3 separate regions of the Homo sapiens genome follow, and all the other regions are linked to region 3. The links are chromatin loops, found by intact Hi-C in ENCODE. Cell type or tissue: OCI-LY7. All regions are shown on one strand.

Region 1 (8,000 bases), 630 kb after region 3:
AGATTTCCAGGAACGCTTGCTAAATCCTTGAGGTAGCTGAAAGACAGCACTTTTGATTTGCATTGTTATAGGTTAAAAGGACTTCGTTTTGGATATGATATTAAAGAATCAAAAGGGAACATGACTTTAAAGGCAAAACAAATACTAAAGTAAATATCAATGTACCCAGAATAAGAAGGAAAGCCTTCTGGAGGTCTCTAGTTAATTACTCAAGTCACACATTTGGCATTTTAGTTATGAGTATGAAGGAACAGCTCATGGGCGGGGGTCAAGCAATGGTAGGTGGTACAATGGGCATCTACCCATTCAGCTTCTGGGAACTATTTTCCACTTTGAACCGTTGGTAAAGTTAGTTGAGTGGGTACATTTAAAGACCCCCTTTAAAAGGAAGAACTGTCTCATGGACTCCCAATGTCAGCTAATTTTACAGAGACCTAGATAATATAAAAATATAATGATATTATCTGCTGTTATATCATCACAAAGAACACAAATTAGAAATTAGCAAACCTACCAAACCAATGTAATTAACATTAATTAATGAAACATGATGTTTTGTTAAATGAAATAGCCACTCGCACTGTGAATGCCTACTACTTGTCTGTTCTAGTGAGTTTGGCATGTTCAAACCAACTCTCTGTTTACAAAATCCTATGGAGTCATTTGCCTTCGTTTGGCTTAAAAACATAGTCTACTTGTGTTTCTTTTTATATTGATACTGGTTGCCCGCTACCGGCTCTGGGGCAAGAGATGTCTCACAAACACCGAGACTCCAGAGAAGACATAGATGAAAGAGACTCCAAGACCTCATCTTCTGAATGACCTTCTGAGTGAGGAAGCCTAGCCCTTGTAAGGGCAGAGTCATAGCTATGGGCCCACCGGCTTCACAGACAGTCATGAAACTTTTTATATGGAGGTCACCAAAGGGAGAATAGCAGTTTTCACAGTTCTGCCTTTTGAGACAAAAAGAACAGCCTTCCTGCCTGTTCAGAGGGAAACTGCTGCATAAAAGGGTTCAAGCCTGGTCAGAACACCTGCTAGGTTCTTGTATGCTCAGCTAGGAGGCCAACCAGACCTGTACCGCCCAAAACATTGGCTAGTGAGCGCTTCAGAATGGGGCTGGCCTGAATTGAGAAAGGCTTTAAGTGTAAAATATACACTGAGTTTCAAAGACTTAGTATGATAAAAAGAATGTAAAAGTCTTAGGAATAATTTTCCTATGGATTATATACTGAAATAACATTTTTAGATATATTGGTGTAGTAAAATACTGTATGTTATAAAAACTTTACCTGTTTATTTGTACAGTTTTTAATGTGGCTGCTAAAAAGACTTAAAGTTCTTTTTATACATATATATATATCGCTTGTATTCTGTTTCTACTGGACAGTGCCCTGGGCATTACTTGATTCCTCTCTTTCTGATCCATCAGTGAATCCCAAGGTTCTCCAGAGAAACAGAACCAACAGGATGTATGTGCATACAGAGGGGCAGGGGGAGATGGGACAGGGAGAGGAGAAAGAGAACGAGAGAGAGATAATTTAATTAATTGGTTCATGCAATTCTAAAGGTGCAAGGCAGGTTAGGCCAGCAGGCTGGAGCCCCAGGATAGAGTTGTAGCTCAAATCCAAAGGCAGTTTGCTGGCAGAATTTCTTTTTGCTCAGAGGAGGTCGGTCAGTTTTTGCTCTAATAAGGAAACCAACTGATTGGATGACACCCACCCACGTTATGGAGGATAATCTACTTTGCTTAAAGCCTACCCATTTAAAAATAAATCTCATCCAAAAAACCACTTTCACAGAATCATCTCAGATAATGGATGGCCAAATATCTTGGCACTGTGGCCCACCCAAGTTAACATGAAATTAACCATCATAGTTCTACTGTTAAATCCTGAGCTCTGCCATTTCCTTCCCTTCTCACTGTGGCCACCTTAGTCTAAGCCAGGATTTCTTACACCTGGACAAGTGTAAGAGTCTTCCAAATGACTCCCGAAGTCTGTTTTTACAGAGCTAGCAGTATGGTCATCTCAAAGACTTCACATCATGCCTCTCTTGCTCAAACTCCGTTAAGGGTTTCCCATTGCTGTTGGTATGAATGCCAAACTTTTTGCCTTGGGATCCCACATGTTCCGGCCTCTGTCTATCTCTCTTCTGCCCTGAGTTCACAAGCCCTTCCTCTTCAAGATTTAACTGTATTGCCACTCTCTTGGCTTCTCAAAACAAAACAACAAAACAAGCTGGTTCTATTTCAAGGCCTTTGCATGAGTAGTTCCCTCTGTCTAGAAATCTTTTCTCCCTCATATTCACATGATGGCTTCTTCTTGTTGTAAAGATCATTTAAATGTCACCGCCTCAGAAAGGCTATCCTTGACCACCCAATTAAAGCAGGCAAACTCAGTCATACCCTTGGGATATATTTTCTTTGTTGCACATATCAGTCTTTAAAATTATTTTATGTATTCACTTTTTTGCCATATTTTTCCCACCCAAGAATGTGAATCTTATCAGACCAAGGCCTTGATAGAATAGTTTGTTGATAGTGCTATAGTCCTAGCACCTAATATATAGTAGGACATCTGTATATATGTGTTCAATGAAGAATGTTATCTTAGGTAGAATTAGTGTTACTTCATCCTGTACACTGGAGGAGGGCTGGAAATTTACCTCTGTGGTTGGAAAGTACAATGCACATCTCTTCTTATCTAGTCAAAGGTAAATTGCCTTATAAAGGTCATTCAAACCTTTTCCTGTTGGAAGCATGTGATATTTGTTTATTTTCAGAGCCAAGATAAGACTAGGTGGCAGGGGCTATCTTTAAATAAATGAATCATAATTAAGGCTGGAGTCTTTTTAAAAAGAGACCAGATCCTGCCTTCTTTTATTAACCAAACATAAGGCTCTCCCCTGGGATGTGATGGTGGTCATGGGACAATTACACACTTTATCAGCAATTCTTCAAGAGCATGCTCCTGAACTTCCCCAAAAATTGCACATAAGGTACTCCCTCCTATTTTTAGATTACCCAGTTAATCTGAACATGGGTAAAAAGGTGATTAATAATTTAAGATTTCAAATATGTTATATTTTATATTGGTATACTGGGAGTCAGTGAAAATGTGGACAATATAGATCGTCTTACAGACTCCATTTTACTTACAAGTTTTATGTGTTTGAAGGGTAACTAAACAATTTTAATATAAATATTAAAGGAAACATGGATAAATGAAAAGTTTGCCCGAATTTTTTTTTAGCTAAACCTTGACCCTTCCAAACCATTTTTGCATTTGACAAACTGCCTATTGCTAGTCCCCATACTGTCAAGTCCTTGCCAGTATGTGTTTATCCTCTTCAGCTACAGGGGATTAGATGGGAATATTTTAGAATCATTAATGCAGTGATTCAGCCGAACCATGGCTGTTATCTCACCAGCAAGCCATATAGCCTTCCAATGTGGGAATGAGGTTGAAAAGTCTGACAAAAGCAGTGTGGTTCATTTCTGAAATGGCAAATTAATTCTATTTCCAGGGCAGACATGAGAAATAAATATCTCTATTTGCCACTCTAGAAAGATTTCATATTTAGGTCACTAAAATACATAAGTTCTAGATCTACCTCCACCCCACCCCTGTTTAAAAACTCCCACAAACACAAATCACAAAAATATATAAAACAAATAATAAGGTCATCAAAAAGCAAACTGATGTGGTTGTCAGGGGCTCCCTGGCAACCAGGGGAAATAAGGACTTACGTAATGGATACAGAGCTTTAGTTTTACATGATGAAGAGTTCAGGTGGTTGGGTACACAACAATGCAAACATACTTAACACCCCTGAACTGTACACTTAGAAATGGTAAATTTTATGTTATATATATTTTACCATGATTTTTTCAAAATCATATTGAGATATCAAAACTCAAAGTCTTGCAGTTTTGGTCTTTAAAGAAGCTGCACATAGAAGCTTCTGGGCCCCAGGAAAACACGTTACATGATATCATGTGTCAGTTGGCCAGGATGCCTTAGACCAATGAGAACCTTCACCAAAGGGGCAGGCATTTTGGCTTTTAACCATCTATTGCCTGCCTGGCTTGGAAGCATCTGGTCTAGGCATGATCAGATCCTGCCTCTTTCCACTGATTTCCACCCTTTGGAATCTAAGGCCTATCCTCCTCCCACACACTCTTTCACGGATTAACTCTGAGTAGTGATGGCTACACAGTGGAGCTCATTACCTGGTAGGGCTGTGCGAGAAGCTGGCATGCACCCGTTCAGGGGTCCTCACCAATTCTGGGAAGTGGGTACTGTTCTTCCTCCCATTTTATGACTAAGAACACTGAGCCTTTGTAATGACACATTGATCTACATATGCCTACATTTTCCTCTTTCCAGGGAGAGTCACAAATAAAGGAATGAGAAAGCAACGGAATCTCTTCTCCCTGCCCGTTCACCTCCAGTCTTCTGGGTTTGTGGAGCATGCCCAGAAATCCCAGCAATTATTTCATCCACTTCACTATAAGCAACATTTTCCTGCATGAAATGCACTCCATCTGGGCTCAAACAGAGATTTATAAAAGCAACCTTTTTTGTCTTCACACAAAAGAAAGGCTAAGAGTGAAACTGTGGTGAGGTTTTGGTGCTCAACAGAAGGCTTTGGGAGGAGTCGAGTGCAGTTAGATATAAATAACATCGTTTAAGCCAGGATGTGGCTTGGTGACAGCTAACTCTGACTCTGGTCGCTTTGCCAGAACAGCTTTCAGCTGTTTCACGTGATTTCACAAACCCTTGAACTGCAGAGTTATTTCACACCTGCAGAGGTAATGAATGCCTTTTGAGAACATTTGCAAAGTTGGTTGGCAAAAGTCAAAGAAACCAGTGGAACACAAGCTCTCCAGAGGCCTTTTTCCTGTTCCACACGTGCTGTGCCTCAGTGAGTAGAGGGAGGCCGTCAAATGGAGTGACTACAAGTTCACAAATAAATTGTCTTCTTTACCAGTGAGTCAGTGTACCTCAATCTCATCAGAATAGAAAAACAAAAATGAAAGAACCTCAGATTTCATGGTAGTGGCAAGATACAGGGCTGAATGTCCTGCCTGCAGATGTGGGGCCCCTGTTCATAGACTGCCATGTCATCTAGCACATAAGCAAACAATGTACAAATGCCTGTGTATACTTGTTACAATTCATGCCAGGAATTTACCTCCTGGGTATGTGAAGTGTCTGTGTTTCAGGGAGTGGAGATTTCTGATCTCTCCCTCTCCTGCTACTTCCCATTCATCTTTTAACTCAGAAGCTGTAACTCTCCAGATACAGAGATGCCAGTATCCCACTTTGCATATTCCGAGAAAAAGAGCAGCCCAGACATAATTCAGAAATTCATAATCAGCATGGCCACAAATAAAATTTTAAAAGTCATTTCTTGTGAACATTTCATGGTGGTGGATTCCTCCGCATATAAAAGGACTATGTCCCATAGGAATTTATTAGTAGTCTAAGAAGGATTCTATGAATAAATTATACAAACTGTGGAAAATGTGTCAAAAAGGATAGAACTATTTGCTCAAAAATTCTGGTAAATAGACTTAAACCATGCGCATTACGTGGGGATTACCCATTCAGAGAGAATTTATTTATTCAGAAAATGTTTATTGCTAGGCACACCCAGTATAGACAGGTGAACACCACAGTTTTGGTTCCTGCCTCATGGAGTTTACCGTCTAGTTGGAGAGGTGGTTGGTGAACAGACGAACAAATATAAAAACAAACATGGACAGTGCTGAGATACAGCAGAGTGATGACAAGAGATTCAGAGCCCTTTCTTGTACTGAAACATGCAAATTTTCTCATTGATTGCTTGTTAATGTTTTATAGGACTCTTTAGGGTACAGCAGGGGGCCTCAAGTATCTTGAGAATAATAGTCATTGTTCTAAGTGGCAGTGAATAGAGAATTCCAGGGAATATGTGATTAGATACTTACAATGTCAAATCAACCTAACCAAATACCTTCCATAGAAGTGTCTGGAGAGGCAGGTGAGATAGCATAAAAAGTGAGCTTGGGTGGCAAGTAGACCTGGATCTGGATTCCACCTGCACTATTCATCCGTTGGGTGACCTTGGGCAAAGAACTTGAACTCTCTAGGCCTCAGGGTCTTAGGGTGTTAAAGGGGAAAACTGTACCTACATCAGATGGTTCTTGTCAGAAAGAGCTAATAAGTCATATACTATCTGTTCAATTCTGCTCACACAAAGTAGATGTTTAAAGAGGCAGCTGTGATTTTTATTGAGGAAATTCAGTCTCTCCCTCTTACAAAGGGGCAGCACAAAGTATAGCCATGGGCTTCCATGAAGACAGGCTCTTTCTGGAAAGCCAGAATAGGGACTCTTCTTGTCCTCTCCACCCTCCTCCCCTTGAAATGAAGGTATATCTAGTCACCCAAGATGAAAGACCCAAAGCAATCCCACCAACTAATACTTTTCTGCCCTCTGGTAATTTTAAAAATAGTAGTTACTTCTACAATGTCCCCTGGGTTATAAATTACCTGCCTTTGATCAAGATAAAAAGATGAGTCACATTAATGTGCCTGCTGGAAATTGTCTTAAGGCAGGAATGATAGCCTATTTTTAATAAAGCTTACAACAACCACCATCCCTAAATTGGGTCTGTGGTGTTATGCACACACAATGGACTCAATGCAGTAAACATCTGTTGAGAACCTACATAATCCTCTGTGTTTCTAGACAAGAAAATGTTTCAAGAACAGAATCTTAGTAGAGCGTACATATGAGTTTCTGGGGTGGACTTGTCCTCAGGCTGTGGCAGTCCCTGTTTGCTCGGAACCCCTTCCAGCTCCTTCCACAGCTCCTCCTCTGGTGTGTTTACTGTGTATTTTCCTTCCAGCTTGTTTACAATCACAGCCCTGGCACCTGGAAGATTTTCCGTGTGAGTTGAACCTAGATGGTCCCAAGCAAATACGAATCTTGCCTGTATTTAGAGATCCAATGTCTAGACTTCCATAAGCTGATAGCCACTCCCCTCACAACCACCACTGATACATACTGAGCACTTATTTTGTGATGGGCACCATTACAAACCTTTGTAGGCAGTATTTTGACTCCTCACAAACCTCTGAGAAAAGTATATGGAGAGAACAAACCCATTTTACAGCTAAGGAAATTAAGGCTCAGAAGTGCTGTGTTTGCTGAAAGTGAATGATCAGAGCTGTGAGTACAGCCTGACTTGCCTTTTAACCATTCTCCTCTACTGCCCCTCACGGAGGCCATCTCCCAGGGAAGGATGTTCTTAACAACTAGGGCACTTTCATCACAAACTGTAAACCAGTGGCTGCTATACAATTATGTGTGTGTGCAAGTAAATTATTGATGGGGACTCTCGAGCTCATACCTCTCTTGAAAAGGGTGTAGTCTCAAAGGGTTTCTATAGTTTTCTTCAGGTAGTAAGCTCCCTGGGCCTAGGAATCAGGTTATTTCGTGTATCACTATCTATTCAGCACCTAGCATGCACCCAGTACTTTGTAGGTTTAATCATTATGTGTTAAATGAATAAATGAATGCGTGGGGCTTTGGTATAATCCAAGAGAAAAGTCACGATTATAAAACAAGCTAGAACAGGATGACCTCCACAGAGTAAGGGCCATGGGGTGTCAGAGATGGATTAAAGAGGCCAAAGGTCACTGGGCACAGTGGCTCATGCCTGTAATCCCAGCACTTTGGGAGGCCAAGGGGGGCGGATCACAAGGTCAGGAGATCGAGACCATCCTGGCCACCGTGGTGAAACCTCGTCTCTACTAAAAATACAAGAAAATTAGCCAGGTGTGGTGGCACGCACCTGTAGTCCCAGCTACTTGGGAGGCTGAGGCAGGGGAATCACTCAAACCCAGGAGGCTGTAGTTGCAGTGACCCAAGATTGTGCCATTGCACTCCTGGCAACAGAGCAAGACTCCATCTCAAAAAGAAAGAGGCCAAAGGTCTATGTGCAAGGT
Region 2 (8,000 bases), 240 kb after region 3:
AATTTTAGATTATGTGTATTCTACCACAATAAAAGAAATTGGAAGAAAATATCAGTGGTAATCCTTCCCAACTCTATAGATACCCCTGACCCTGCTAATCCCATAGGTCTCAATGCACGATTGGTTTTCTTTATAATCAAACTTGGCTGGTTTCTGTTTATTAAAAAGATAGTTTTAAAGGATTGTCTGGGTTTCAGGAGTGTGTGTGTGCATCAGTACACCCGTGTGTCATGGGTTGGGTTCTTGGGCTGCAGTGCTGAGATGGACTCTGGAGTACAAGATGTTTATTAGGCATCAACACCTGTGAAAGGAAGGGGCAGAAACAGGAGTGGGCAAGGTAGAAGCTGGACTTTGAGGTAGGCCCTCCAAAGCTTCACCCAAGCCAGTGGGGAGCCCTGGGTTCATTATTGCCTATCTGGATTGTTCCGTGATGAATGGAAACAGCAGCATCTTGTCACACCTGCCTCACTCTGTAGGAAATGAAAGCTGCCCAAGAAATGTATGGTCTTTAGGGAAGCAGCTCACTGGAGCTGAGGCCCATTCTCAAGTAGCTAATGGCTGAACAGTGCTTGCTAATCACTATCCACCTTACAGTTGGGAGGCCAAGTCCCTCCTTGAAGGGCAACCTGGGTGGTACATATCTGTGCCTACCACAATATGGGTGTAGACTTCAGCCCCACCCCACACACATACCTAGATCTAGTTTAGCATACAGCTGTGATCTTCCAGAATGACAGGTAACCCAGGCAAGATCATCTGACCTTTTCATTTATATCATTTTCTACCATCAAAGGGGCTATGGACTCTGCCAAGAATGTAGCAAGCCAACTTGACCTTCAGAGGTAAAAATGAAACCCGAAGACATGGCGAAAATTAAACCAACTCTTTAGCAAAATCTAGAGATGAAGTGAGGGCACCATTGGTTCCTGGGTGTTTTAATAGAATGTGGAAATGTGAAGCAGCTTCCAAATGACATTTATTAAGCTCCTAGTGTATTTGCTAAATGATGTACACCCTGCTATGTCATTTAAACCTCACAACAACCCTATGAGCCCAGGGCTGTTATTATCATCACCATTATATAGATGAGAAAACTGAGGTGCCCAAGGTCCCAGAGCTGTCAAGCACTGAGGCAGGGATATAAACCTAAGTAGTCTAGTCCTGCACAGTTTTAACTATTCCCTGAGGACCTGACCATTTTTCTGAACATATGTACTGGGGACGTTGAGTGATGTAACCACGCAAAAGACTGCAGCATAGGTGTCTGCATTTTGAGGATTGAGGCAAGGCTTCTACACACAAAATTATAAATGTAATAAACATACAGCATTGTCCATTCCTGCGTGCTTGCTTATGAATTGGCGATGGATTTCAGAAGGAGAAGAAATCTCCTACAGAAGGGACTGGTGTCAGCTGTGCCTTTACAATGGGTTAAAGATAATTTGAATTCATTGCCAACATTCAAAAATGAAGAGATTCCTCATTGAAATTTTGATAGATGGTTTCTTTCTTTTTTTTTTTTTTTTAAAGGGGGATAATCTGGTGACATGATGCACCTTCCTGTGAGCTGGCAATATGCTGAAGGAAGTGGGTTTGCCATCCTTATCAAAGGGCCCCTATAGGTGTCTGAGTTGGTAACCTCAGTGGGGCCACAAAAATAAGACATTATCTTATAATTACACAGTTGCATTTTGGCTCTCTGAATGGGAATGATGGGGAATCTGCAAGAATGGGGGAGTACTTCTGTTCAAGTGAGATGTCAAGATTTCACCTTGCCCATCCTTTTTGATTACCTGTAGTCAGAGGGAAACATAGCCCACAGAGTGACAGCTCTACCCTCTTCTGACTCCTCCTGTGGCTTTTCTGTAGCCCCCACTCACTGTAGCCTGGCTACTTAGAAGGGATTTAACTAAAAGTGAGAAGTGAGATTCAGTGGTGAAACATGAAACTGAAAAGTCAGTAAAAGAAGTCATCTTTAAGAGTGAGGTTTAATGCCAACTTCTCCCTTGAGGGACCTTGTCACTTCAAGCCTTTAATACCAGGCCTGACAAATATTTAGAAAATGTTCAGGACTTAACCGTTTTGCACAAGGAGAGGACATGATGCCCTGATAGATTTATTTTTTTTCTCCTTCATCTCTAGTATCTGTGATCCTCTGAATCCTGGTAAGGAAACAGGTCTCAGAGGCTATTCTCTGAGCAGTGTTTGGTAGAGAGAGATAATGGCACTGGGATTGAAGTAGATCTTCCCAGAAGAGAGTGAAAGGAGATAAAGAAGCCATGGCTGCCTGCTCAGGGAAGTGGAAAAGGAACTTCTTGATGGGCTTAACCTTATAAAAGTGTGATCTCTGGAGGAACCGGTGGGCAGTAAGGCAGAGCTGCTTCATCAACAAGTATTTAAGTACTTACCGGGTACAACATATTTAACTAGGGAAAATACATACTTAAAGATGACTCAGTCCTTTCTCCCAAGGAGGTTACAATGTATCTGGGGAGACCAGCTGTACTGTTGTGAAATAGTGAAATAATTATGGAAAGCCTGTATGGTACTAATGATAAGAGGTGGTTTTCTTTTTTCTTTTCTTTTTGTTTTTTTTTTTTTGAAAATGAAGTCTCGCTCTGTTGCCCATGTTGGAGTGCAATGGCATGATCTCAGCTCACTGCAACCTCTGCATCCCGGGTTCAAGCGATTTTCCTGTCTCAGCCTCCTGAGTAGGTGGGATTACAGGCATGTACCACCACGCCCTGCTATTTTTTTGCATTTTTAGTAGAGATGGGGTTTCACCATGTTGGCCAGGCTGGTCTCAAATTCCTGACCTCAAGTGATCCACCTGCCTCGGCCTCCCAAAATGCTGGGATTGGGGACATGAGCTACCGCGCCCAGCTGGGAGATGAGATGGTTTTCTTATTCTTTCTTTTGTGGAATAGATCTCTTTTTTTTCCTAAGTAAAGGTCACCCAGATCCCAAATATATAAATATAATTGATCAAGGTAGCGCAGCTCTGGTTGAAGTGTAGAGGCAGGGGCTGGAGGTCTGACAACCTAGCCCGCTTCAGTTTCCTACTTCCGCCTTCAAAGGCACCTTTGCCAAATCTAGGGCTCCTCAAAAAACACACAGGAAGACTGGAAAAAAATCTGAATGTGTACAAGTACTTTTGCTTGAGTTTCATGCTATCCCTTTGGAGAGAGAGCATTATCAATCTCCAGTCTCAGATAAGGAACCTGAGACACAGAGGGGTTACACAACTGGATCAAAACTCTCACCGCTTGCTCATTTTGGAGCTGGCATATGAGCCCAGGTCTCTAAACCTAAGCCCTCTAAACCTGCCACTCCACAGTAGAGCAGATGCTAGTGTCCCATGCCAGAGTAAGAGATGGAGGGATCAGGAAGGCCTTGGGAAGAAGACACAAGCTGAGATGGGTTCTGGAATCTACTTGGAATTTGAGTCTATGCAGAGGCTAGGAACGACATTCCAAGTGGGAAGAACAGCAGGAACAGTAGCTGGGGGTGAGGGAATAAATGTGGTTTGGAAAACAGGTTTGAATTAGTTTGTGAGAGGGTTGCAACCCAAGGTAACCTTGAACTCTGCCATCTAGACAATGAAGGCAGAAACATTGTAGCAGAATGGGGCCAAGAACACAGCAGGGTTTCAGGCAGGTTTGTCTGGGCATTGAGGGCAGGTTGTTTGGGTAGAGAGTGGGACTGGGGTCAGGGAACCTAGCTAGGGGAAAGCTGTAATATTTCAGCCTGGAGCGAGGAAGGCCTGTGCTAGTTATGAAGGCTAGAGGGGTGGAGGCTTTTCAAAAGCAGGAGTGGGACAGCGAGAGTGAATGACTGTGGAGAGCAGTGAGGAAAATGGAGACAAAATGACTTCTGGAATCTGATTCTGAGAGAGAGGATGGGAGATGATGGCAAGATGATGGTGATGGTGGCAATGACTGCAGCTAACATTTGCCCCAGGCTTACAGGGTACTAGGCACTGTTCTAGGCTCTTTACAAAGGCTGTCTGACTTCATCTGTCCACAACCTTCTGGGGCAGATATTACTATTATTCCCACACCACCCCCCCACACCACCACCATTTTACATTGCAGAAAACAGTGCAGAGAGGTTTTGTAACTTGCCCAGAGTCCTATAGGTAATGGATGCTGGAGGCAGTATTCCAACCCAAGCAGTCCAAGTCCAAACCCATTCCCTTCACCACTGTGCTATAGTGCTCCTCATAGAAAAACGTATCCACATAATGACAAGGGCAGAGAAGACCTTTGCCCAATTTGATAGAGAAAACCAGTTCTCTCAACTTTTGTTTACTTGTGTAATCCTGAATTTCTCAAATAGGATTCCATGGGACATTTTTATAAAAGATCTAATGAAAATGTTTACAGTTGGCCCTCCATATCCATGGGTTCAATCAATGGAGGATTGGAAATATTTGGGGGGTGGGGGGAATTGTGTTTGTACTGAACAAGTGCAGGCTTTTCTTTCCTTGTCATTATTCCCTAAACAATAAAGTATAACTATTTACGTAGCATTTATATTGTATTAGGTATTATACATAATCTAGAAATGATTTGAACGATATGTGAAGATGTGCATAGGTTATATGCAAATACTATGACATTTTATATCAGCGACCTGAACATCCGTGCATTTTGGCATCTGAGGGAGGTCCTGGAACCAATTTCCCATAGATACCAAGGGATGACTGTATTGGTTCAGGGAAAGGTGACTTAAAATTAATCAGGCTTCTATACTCCAGGACTACTCAGCCATTTTTAGATAATAGAATAATGTGTTCTGAGAATTGCCAGATGGAGCCTGTACAAAGAAGTGTCTCCTAAGCAAATCCAAAAAACTGAACTCTTTTTTTTCTCACAGAAAATTAACTGTGTTTCTCCAAATACTAGTGTTGAATGGAATATAATTTAGAAATGATAGCATAGACGTATAGTGAGTTTAGGACTAGAAATAGCACTATAACAAGTCAAATCTTACCATGCGAAGGTAAGAAAGTGTCTTAATTACAATCCTGGGCCATTCTGCCTTTGCAGGGGCCTCATTTAGTCATCACTCAGACTTGCATCACTGTTCGGGCCCCTCCAGCCCAGTGTCTGCATTTCTCTTGACAGGTGGCTTCCTTCTGAGGCCATGTGTAACACACATGGCAGGCATTCTTTCTCCCTAGTAGGAAGTGGCTGCACCTGTTAACAGCCTGGGCCCAATTACTCTCAAAAATTTGGACTTCAGCTGCCACACTAAAGCAGCAGTCCTTGAGCCTGTTCAGCCCATACTGATTTGATTTCTAATGACACTCCTAAAAAGGCAAGGTTCTGAAGTTCCATTTTATATCAGGGACTTCTTTGGCAGAAGGCAAACCGCAGGGCCAAGCTCATATGGCATGTGCAGAGGTCAGCCTTCCTGTAACAGGAGGGGACCAGGAAAGGAAGAAAACACCCTGAGTAGGTTTTCTGGGTACTTCTGCATCTGACATCCTTGCCAGCCAGCTGCCACTTATGTCCTGGGTCTCCTACTTAGTTATCCAAACCAGCACAAATGTGTCAAACCAGCTCTCAGCGTTTGAAGGGATAGTGTGGCTCATTTTCTTCCTTGTGCAGCAGTCACAAAGGATAAGAATGCCCAGCCTAACAGTATGGAATCGTGCAAAGGAGCTCAACCTGTGAAATTTTGAGAGGATCACAGAATATCTACTCATCTTCTAGTCTCCTGCAGCATCTAGCAAGAAACTTTTTCCTTCCCATTTAAGTAGTACCTCCTAGTCCATCAAGTCTTCTTGACTTGAGTCTTCTTTGTAAACTCATGGGGAGGACTCCATCTTGGGCATGCTGCATTTAGTAACATTCATGGATATTCTTGATTTAAGGTACTATGGGGAGTGAGGGAAAATGGTTAAAAATCTGGGTGCCCATCCCAACAGGACTTCCTGGGGCCATTTGGGAACCATCCCCTCCTAGATTATTTGTGTCCCCTTGATTTACTCTTAAGCGACTAGGGCTCCCCCTTTTCTCCTCCCTATTTCTTTAGTAATGTACCGCTTGGCCAAAACTTAATCATCCAGTATTCAATTCCCTCCAGATCTTAGAATTTCATTATAGGCTGGCAAGGAACTAATCAACTTAATGAGCTAGTGGTCTTCAAGTGTGTTGGTATTTCTTTCTAACACACCTCAAAGAGAGTCTTCTCAATGCATATTGTAATACAGAGGGGTGATTCTCGTAGCACTAAATTGGAATCTTAGGCTTATGGGGAAGACATATTGAGAGTAATGTCTTTAATCCTCAGAGTATTCCATTTACTGCCTCTTGGTAGGTCAGGACCCAGTCTTTCATGTGTGAAAACTCGGACACATCTACTCCTAGAACAAGCTCACTCATGACAATTCAGGTTCATATCCATAAAAATGTCAACAAATTGTAGCTTCAGCATAAAGGCCTTCTTCTTTGTGTCTTTGCAGTATAGTAGAAATGGTTCGCACAAAGACTCTCTTTATTATGAAGGTAAATGAAGATTAGGAGAGCTTCATTTTTGGTGCACAATAACATTAGACATAATAGGCGGGAAAGGGTAGAAAGCTCCATTGATGAAGAAAGGAATATTATCACTCTCACTTTCTTCTGAACCTAAACAAGTTCTCAGGTTTTGTTTGACATCCAAACCATTACCCAAATTCTAAAGCTTAGTCTATTAAAGAGGGAAAGTGGAAAATCTTTGGTAATGACTATTTTGGCCCAGGCTGATATAAGTCAGAGGGCCTTTGATCCATATAATCGATGTGTTGAGAGGAGATTATAACTCTTAGGGAAAGATTGTCTTTGCAAAGACAGAAGATTGGGTTATTTACACAACAAGGTCTGCATGAGTAAGTGGTATCTTTGCATATCTACATAAAATCAGGTCAATCAAGTTCAGTTTAAAAAACAACAACAAGAAAATTACCACCAACACAACATATTAAGTAAGTTAAAACTATTTGGGAATGTGTTGAAAATTCACTATTTAACTGCTAATGATTTGATTAAATTTTATATAGGCAGGAAAGATACAGACCTTCATATCTATAGACTTATGCATTGATATATTTTTATGTGTGTATATCTGTCTATCTGTTATAGACTGAATGTTTGTGTCCTTCAAAATTCATATGTTGAAATATAATCTCCATTGTGATGGTGTTTGAAGGTGGGACCTTTGATAAGTGATTAAGCCATGAGGATAGGGCCCCTCAGGAATGGGATTAGTGCCCTTATAAGAAGATGTCAGAGAGCTAACTTCCTCTTTTTCCACCACGTGAGGATACAGTAAAAAGTTGACAATCTACAACCTGGAAGAGGGTTCTCACCAGGAACTGACCATACTAGCACTCTGATCTTGGATTTCTAGCCTCCAGAAGTGTGAGAAGTAAATGTTTGTTTTTTATAAGCCAACCAGTTTATAATATTTTGATAGTCGCCCAAAGTGTCTGTCTGTCTCTCTGTCTCTCTCTCTCTATCATCTATCTATATGTCTAAGTTACCTATCTGTCTGTCTGTCTATTTAGCTAATCTATCTATCTATTGTTTAACAAATATACTCTGCCAGGCACAGTGTAAAGCACCTCCCATCCACTACCTCGTTTAACTCTCATAAAACATCATGAATGAAACAATGGATTTTTCTGTGATGTACAGGAGAACACTGGAGTCAGAAATCACCTAAAGTAAATGAACAAACTAGGACTTGAATTCAGGTCTTCCTGATCTTTCAGCCAATGTGCATGACCATTGCATTGTGCTGCCTCCTTTTTCCTTTCTGTGTCTCTGGATATTGTGTGGACATAGATATGGCAATATAGCTGTATTAGTTCATTTTCACACTGCTATAAAGAATTATGTGAGACTGGAATAGTTTATAAGTAAAGAGGTTTAGTGGACTCACCATTCCTCATGGCTGGGGAGGCCTCAGGAAACTTATAGTCATGGTGGAAGGCAAAGGAGATGCAGGCA
Region 3 (8,000 bases):
ATGATTTGAGCTGGGGTTGGCAAACAAGAGCCTGCAGGCTAAATTTGGCCCACTATTTGTTTTTGTAAATAAAGTTTCACTGGAACACAGCCACACCCATTTGTTTATATATTATATATGACTGCTTTAATGCTGTAATGGCAGAGTTGAGTTGTTGCAATAGAGGCCATACATACTGAAAAGCATAAAATATGTACTCTCCAGACATTAGAGAAAAGGTTTGAGGGACCAGTCTATCTCTGTCTTCTTGGCCTAGTCAGGACCCAATATCAAAGACCGCACAGTATGCTCATGGATTGGAAGAATCAGTATCATTAATATGGCAATGTTGCCCAAAGCAATATACAGGTTTTCAGTGGTATTCCTATCAAACTACCAATGTCATTTTTCACGGAATTAGAAAAGACTATTCACATGGAACCAAAAAGGAGCCCGAGTAGCCAAAGCAATCCTAAGCAAAAAGAAGACAGCCAGAGGTATCATGTTATCTGACTTCAAACTGTACTATAAGGCTACATTAACCAAAACAGCATGGTACTGGCGTGAAAACAGACAAAGACCAATGGAACAGAATAAAAAACCCAGAAATAAAACCTCACACCTCCAACTGCCTGATCTTGACAAAGTCAACAAATTAAGCAATGGAAAAAGGACACCCTATTGTTATTGCTGGGATAGCTGGCTAACTATATGCACAAGAAAGAAACTGGACCCCTACCTTTCACCATATACAAAAATTACCTCAAAATTGACTAAATATTTAAATGTAAGACCTTAAACTATAAAAATCCTAGAAGAAAAGTTAGGAAATGTCTTTCTGGACATCAGCCTTGGGAAATAATTTATGACAAAGTCTTCAAAAGCAATGTAACATAAACACAATTTAACAAGTAGGGCCTAATCGAAGAGCTTGAGCACAGCAAAAGAAACTACCAACAGAGAAACAGACAACCTACAGGATGGGAGAAAATATTTGCAAACTATGCATCTGACAAAGGTCTAATACCCAGAATCTATATGGAACTTCAACAATTCAACAAGCAAAAAACAGCCCTATTACAAAGTGGACAAAATACATGAACAGACACTTCTCAAAACAACACATACAAGCAGCAAACAAACATGAAAAAATGCTCAACCTCACTAATCATCAGAGAAATACAAATCCAAACCACGGTGAGAGACCATTTCACACCATTCAGAATAGTTATTAATAAAAAGCCAAAAAGACACAGATGCTGGTGAAACCGTGGAGAAAGGGGGATGCTTATACACTGTTGGTGGGAATGTAAATTAGTTTAGCCTCTGTGGAAAGCAGTTGGGAGGTTTTTCAGTGAACTTAAAACAGAGCTACTGTTCAACCCAGTAATTCCATTACTGGATATATATTCAAAAGAAAAGAAACTGTTCCACCAAACTGATACATCTACCTGTATGTTTATTGTAGCACTATTTACAATAGCAAAGACATGAAATCAACTTAGGTGCCCATCAATGGTGGATTAGATAAAGGAAATACGGTACACATACACAGTGGAATACTACATGGCCATAAAAAAAGAATGAAATCATGTCTGTTGCAGCACCATGAATGCAGCTGCAGGTCATTATCCTAAGCAAATTAACACAGGAACAGAAAACCAAATACTACATGTTCTCTCTTATAAGTGAGAGTTAAACAGACAAACATGGTACACATGGACATGAAAATGGCAGCCATAAACACTGGGGACTAGTGGGAGGGAAGGAGGGGGTCAAGGATTGAAAAAGAGCTATTGGGTACTATGCTCACTACCTGGGTGATGGTATTAATCATACCCCAAACATGAGCATCATGCAATATACCTATGGAACAAACCCACATGTGCACCCCGAAATCAAAAATAAAAGTTGAAATTACAAAAACAGATAAGTAGACAATGCAGTGAACTCATCGAGTTTGTAGAACAAAAAAAAAAATCACTTAACGTTTGTGGTTATTGTACTTCCTCTTTCTTTTGGCAAGTTTATCACAGGTGGATTCAAGTAACTGAAAAAGAAACAGGAAAAGATGCCTGGCATGCATGGCTGTTATTCCTGGCACTCTCTCTGATTAGGGTCCTGTATATATCTCTCAAAACACACACACATATTCACACACCCCACAGATCTATAATAAACTAGGGGTTTTCCTTATTATCGGATAGTTAATAAACCGCAGCATAATTAAATAAGAGCCTACATTTATTATTGTCATTCAGTAAGCAGCATATAGTTTTGGATTTCCTGGTTGGAGTCCATCCATAGTTAATAATTGGGTAGGATATGCTGGTATCTCAATCAGGATATGAATGATTAGCCAATAGTTCCTTGAACAGAACCTTATTACTAATGAGGAGCAGTAGATTGAGTTGAGTTTTAAGGAACTTCAGGATCACTCTGTTTTCCTTGGTGGGAGAGGAGGGAGTGTGATACAGAGAAGTAAGTGGATCAGGCTGCATGGGGTTGTGGTGACAAGGCTTTGAAGACACCCATTTATACTGTTGGTCAAGTAAACAGTAAAATAGCACCCTTGGATTTAGGGAGTGGTCTGATCTTAAATTTTAATATGCAGAACCACCCCCCAAAACGTATATAAAATGCAAATCTTAGAGTCCCAGCCACAGACATTCAGGCTCACCAGACCTGGGTCAGAGCCCAGGAATCTGCATTTTAAATAACCCCCTCAGGTGATTCTAATGGGAACATTCCTGCACCAAACTTGGAGAAGCACTGCATTCCTCTAAGATTTGTCTACCTCATTCCATCTCCCTGTCTATTTCTCTCTCTTTGCTTTCTCTTGCCTGGTCTCTATCCCTTCCTTTCATTACATGTCATGTACCTTGATAGAGATAGATGCCTGCACTCCCATGTCTAGAGGTACATGGTTGCCAATGAATGCAAAACTCAGAAAGGAGACTAGAACTCTAGCCCTCTCTTTCACTCCTCCTCTTTCCTGGCAAGGTCACAAGAACAGTCATCTATTTCATCCAAGTGTTTGCATCTAACACAATCACTGCATTCAGTTTTGAGATTTGTCATCAAACAAACTGCACCCTTGGTAAGTAATACCATTGCCCTCCTGAGCTGTGGTGCTATTTTCTTCTTTTGCACTCCCTTCTTTGTAAATGCTCTTACAGGGTTGCTAATCCTCACCTATTTCTTCTTTCTCGGGGACTTTATGAATTCAAACAGGCTCAGACAGACTGGCAATTTCGTGCAGTCTCCAGCCAGACCTGTTTTATTCTTCATGTCTTAGTACCTTGCTCAGAATTTATTGTATAAAGAAGTGCTTAGTAAATGTTTGGTGAATAAAGAATGAAAAAATAATCAGTGCCTGGATGAAATGAAGCAAGGCAGAGTAAATCTCAGAAAATTTACTTGCAGCTAAGTAGGGCTACGAGGCTCTAATATGCAAATATTTTATTTACTTGAAACTGGGACTGTCCATCTAAAACTGGTTGATGGCTAGACTCCTGATTTGAAAGCTATTTCTATTAAATCTGAACTTGTGTCTGGCAGCTTTCTCCTATCCTAGCAGAGGTTCTCCCACCCCCATACACAAGCACAACCCTGAATCGCAAGCATTGTCAAAGGTAGTGTATTTTCTGTTTTTTCAGTTTTCTAAAATCAGAGAAGGTATTTCAGGAAAGTGATTTCTAACAGATAGGTACTCTATCAGGTAAATTTTGATCCTCCTTGACCTTCATTATTTTTCTTTTGGCTGTATCCACATTTTGACTGTCAAGTAATGGGACATTACACGGAAATAGAAAAGATATTTTTTTCTCCTTTCAAAATTACTTATTTGTAAATTAACCCAGATTGAGTTTTCAACATTCTACATCATTAAAGTAATGACAGTAAATGATAGTTTATAATATTTACAACATATTGGAGTAGAAAAAAAATCTATCATTAGCACATCTTTACTGTACCTTTTTAATAGTGTAATATCATTTGACATTCTGGGCATTATTTTTTTCAGATCTGATGAACAATAAGAATGCACCCCCTTCCCTGCATTCATTTTCTGCTTTTTACTTAGAATTTTCTGGGCTTTGGCAAGCACTGAAGTTTATGGTTGCGCAGGAGGTTAGTGTGAGTTGGAGGAAAAACTTAAAACTTGACAGGTGGTGAAGTAAGGAAGAGCTCACCATTTATTTCCTTCCCACGTATCTTCTTTGTTCATTTGGGATTAATATTTTTTTCAAAACAAAGCCAAACAAAAAAATAAGAGAAGGTAGGGTTCTCAGGAGTGGGTGGCATATGAGTGACTGGAAGCAAAAAGGAGAGAGGGGAAAATGGTGAAGGGACAAAGAGAAGGGCAGGCTGAGAGAAGGAGCAGCTGGTGGGAGCAGGGAGCAGAGGGAGGCTGCTTAAGGAAAAACTATTTTTAACTGTTCTGAGACCTTTTTAAAAGTAAAAAAAATAACCCCTCTTCTCAAGAAGCCCCCACCCACGATTGCTTTCATCCTCCCACTCTGGAAAAAGTAATGTTGTTTTCAATTGTGTAGAAACACATTTTAGAAAGTAAAAAGCCCCATTTAAAAGCATGTGTGAGGAGCCTGTGTTTCTGCTCCTGACCTAGAACAGCATTGTCTCTGCGGCCTGCACATCACCTCGGGTGCCCCCAAACTGCTTTCAGACAGTAACGCCCTCTAATGGGTTGTTGTATTTTGGATTTACCAAAAACAAGCTATACTTACTGTGTGCTTCAGGGGCCAGCTCTTGGGTTGGAGCTTTGCAGCACCATCTTGTTTGTCCACCCCGATCACCCTGTGAAGTCATGTTGTCTCTATTTTGCAAAGGGGGAGCCGAGCCTCAATGAAGACAAGTCACTTGTTCAAGAACACTTTATGGTACAGCTGCAATATTAAGTCAAGCTCCCTCTCTTTTCTTTTTTAACTTTTAATTCTGAAATAATTTTAGAGTTGCAAAAAAAAAAAGTTGCAAGCATAATGTAAAGAATCCCTCTACCCTCCTCCCTCAGATCCCCAGATATTAATACTTTACTTACTTCCATTATATTTTCTCTCTCTCACCTATATATGAGTGTGTGTACCATATATGTTATATGTGTATAAATGTATATATAATTTTTAGTGAAATATTTGAAAGCAAGTTACATGATGCCTCTTTGCTCCTTTAGTGTATTTAAACAAGACATTTTCTTAGAAAAACATAGTGTAATTACTGAACCAGGAAATTAACCTTGATATAAAGCTATTTCTGGTCTGCAGACCTTATGGAAATGCTGCCATTGTCTTTTATTTGGGTCCAGGATCCATTCCAGGATCACACATTGTGTTTAGTTGTCCTGTCTTTTAGTGTTCTTTAATCTCAAACAATTCCCCAGACTTTGTCTTTCATGACCTTGACATTTTTGAAAAGCACAGCCTATTGCTTTTCAGAATGTTTCTTAATTTGAGTTTGTCTGATGTGGCATTTCTTCATGGTTAGAATCAGATTTTGCATATTGGCCAGAATCCTACAGAGGTAGTATTATATCCTTCTTAGTGCATTATATCAGGAGACACTGATGCTCCTTTCTCCCATTCTTGGTATTAACTTTGATCACTTGGTTGGTGTGGTGTCTACCAGGTTTCTCCATTGGAAAATTGCTATTTTTCCTTTTGTAATCAATAAGTATCTTATAGGAATATACTTGTAGAAAATGTAGTATGTTTTTTCTTATACTTTTACCCATTCTTTTTTTGCATTCACTACTACTGATTCTTACCTGAAACAGTTACTTTTGTGATGATTGTTAAATGGTAACTTTCTAATTTAATTACTCCTTATTTATGACTTGAAATTCTGTAAGGAAGGGCTTTTCTCCCCCACCTCCCATTTTTTTAAAAATAAATTTTATTTTGTGTATTTGAGGTTTAAAGTATGATATGGGATACATATATACAATAAGATGGTTACTACATAAAGCAAATCAACGTCTGTTATCTCAGAGTTACTTTTTTTGTGAAGAGAGCAGCTAAAATCTACTTATTTAACAAAAAACTCTAATTCAATTTTATTGACTGTAGTCATCATATTGTATATTAGATCTCTAGACTTGTTCATCCTACATGTTACTTTGTATCCTCCCCCCCCCCTCTATATATGTGTGTGTGTGTGTGTGTGTGTGTGTGTGTGTGTGTGTGTGTGAAGTAAAATCGTAGATTTTTTTTAATTCTGTAGTCTCTGGGATATTATCAGTTTTTATTTTATTTTATGTCCCTATTTAGCCAGGGGAATCCCTTCATTCTGGTTCATGTGTTCTTTTGACCTGTCCCCACAATTTTGGTTTTTCTTTGTTTTTTTTTAGCCATTTGTAACTTTGTGGCACCACAGGATATTCTAATCTCATCTTGTTCCTGTCCTGTCCCATTAATGGAGCCAACCACTTCTCCAAGGAGGTCTGGTTCCTTTTTTATTTTTATTTTTTGGAGAATGGTATTTAGAAACCAAGATCTGGACATCAGGTATGCTAATTTATAGTGGGGTATCATTGCTTCAGCCTCTCTGTGAGTAGAGGTAGGCAATACATGCGTGTGTATTTATATGCATGTGTACTTATACACATACTATATATATATTTCCATATCTCTCAGTTTATATATTAAAAATTATGAATTCACGGTGATGCTTTCAATCCTGTAATAAGTCCTCCTTAGGCTGCTCTCTTTCTGCCTGAAATATACTTCAGAGTCCTTGAATGATTTTTAATTGTCAATATTTTCAGCAACACTTCTCTTTTGATTGCTTTGTTTGCTATGAAAAAAATATATTTCTGTCTACTAAGTTTTATCTATCTTATTTAATCAGTTATTTCTTATAAATAGATTATTAGCACATAAATACAGTCCAACTCTCCTTTGCTCAGAATAGAAGCTTAACTTTTTGCCTTAAATTGTTTTCAGTTATTGTTTTCCTTGGATGGGGAAAATGAATGTTCCTTTTACCTTTCAGTCAGTCGTGTCTCACTTTGGTGATTATTTTATTTTTTGTGCTTGCCTTAGGAATAAAACATAGTGTTTGGGTTTTTTTTTCTTATTTATCAGGATTGCTTTAATGGTTTCAATCATCTTTCTTTCTTTCCTTTTTCTCTTCAAAATTAATTTTAAAATAATTATTGTAGTAGGAATCCTCAACAGCTGAGCTGTACCATCTCAGAGTACCATTATTATCACTCTGTTAGGTGACATGATAATAATCATTTCTAATCTGGTGTCTCACTACATAAACATGCATTGCTAATCACAGTATGCCTCTGATCTCATTTGTTTAAAAAAAGCAGCAGCAGCAGAAGCAGAAGTAGAGAATAAGAGAAGAATCCTTCTGAAAGCTCTTAGTTTGGCCATATTACCCCACAGTGTGGCTTGTATAAAACACTTTCACTTTCTTGCACGAGGAACATAATGGGAATCCAGGAAGACAATATGAATAATTTTATAAGTTGGCTATTTAAAGAGAAATAGGCTTTTCTGAGTTTCTGGCATATCCAACTTAATATTACAGTACTGGACCTCATTCTGAATACTTAGAATATTTACGACACTTGATGTTTGGACTTTATAAAAGGTCACTTGAAAATGAAGTCACTTTCATTTTAAAGTAGAAGAAAGTGGATGTGGAAAAGGGAAGAGCTTTTAAGGAAAACCATCATGTCTGTTCTCCTGTAAAAGGTCTTCATTTCCAGTAGTAATTGTATTTCTTAATGGCTTTCCTAATATTAGATGATTACGTCTTGATGTATGAAAGTATTTCAGCTCAGGGATTATTGAGGCTCCTCTGGCAAAATGACTATCATACTTACCTGGAACTTTTGTTTCAGCCCAAGTAACAATTGCAGATAGACATAAATTAGCAATATTTACTCAGAACTCACACGTAGCTGTTTTTCTTGTTTAATAAGGTACTTTTGCTTACAAATGATAGTTACCAGTTAAAGCCATCTTAAGATCAAAAAGGGACATCATTAT

Evidence for each region. Peaks named below come from ENCODE experiments on the same cell type or tissue, not always from the same donor. Only the 100,000 strongest peaks of a DNase experiment are listed, where the experiment ranks them.
Region 1: it touches region 3 in a loop (3-fold over the local background); 2 of 110 quality-filtered maps call a loop at or near these places.
Region 2: it touches region 3 in a loop (3-fold over the local background); 2 of 110 quality-filtered maps call a loop at or near these places.

Annotation. Positions count from the first base shown.
Region 1 is chr3:59,448,266-59,456,265 of GRCh38, reverse strand. The region is part of intron 5 of CFAP20DC-DT (CFAP20DC divergent transcript); the gene reads right to left. Among named protein-coding and RNA genes, the nearest start is that of CFAP20DC-DT, 370 kb to the right of the region's middle. In OCI-LY7, no CTCF peak of the experiment used is centred here; a DNase peak (open chromatin) is centred at 4,735; H3K4me3 peaks cover 1,655 bases; H3K27ac peaks cover 3,031 bases.
Region 2 is chr3:59,833,920-59,841,919 of GRCh38, reverse strand. The region is part of intron 8 of FHIT (fragile histidine triad diadenosine triphosphatase); the gene reads left to right. Among named protein-coding and RNA genes, the nearest start is that of CFAP20DC-DT, 750 kb to the right of the region's middle. In OCI-LY7, no CTCF peak of the experiment used is centred here; no DNase peak of the experiment used is centred here; H3K27ac peaks cover 337 bases.
Region 3 is chr3:60,075,870-60,083,869 of GRCh38, reverse strand. The region is part of intron 5 of FHIT (fragile histidine triad diadenosine triphosphatase); the gene reads left to right. Among named protein-coding and RNA genes, the nearest start is that of MIR548BB, 540 kb to the left of the region's middle. RefSeq lists an enhancer at 1,862-1,911. In OCI-LY7, CTCF peaks have their summits at 4,482 and 4,683; DNase peaks (open chromatin) are centred at 1,999, 2,589, 4,689, 7,349 and 2 weaker places; H3K4me3 peaks cover 6,923 bases; H3K27ac peaks cover 7,526 bases.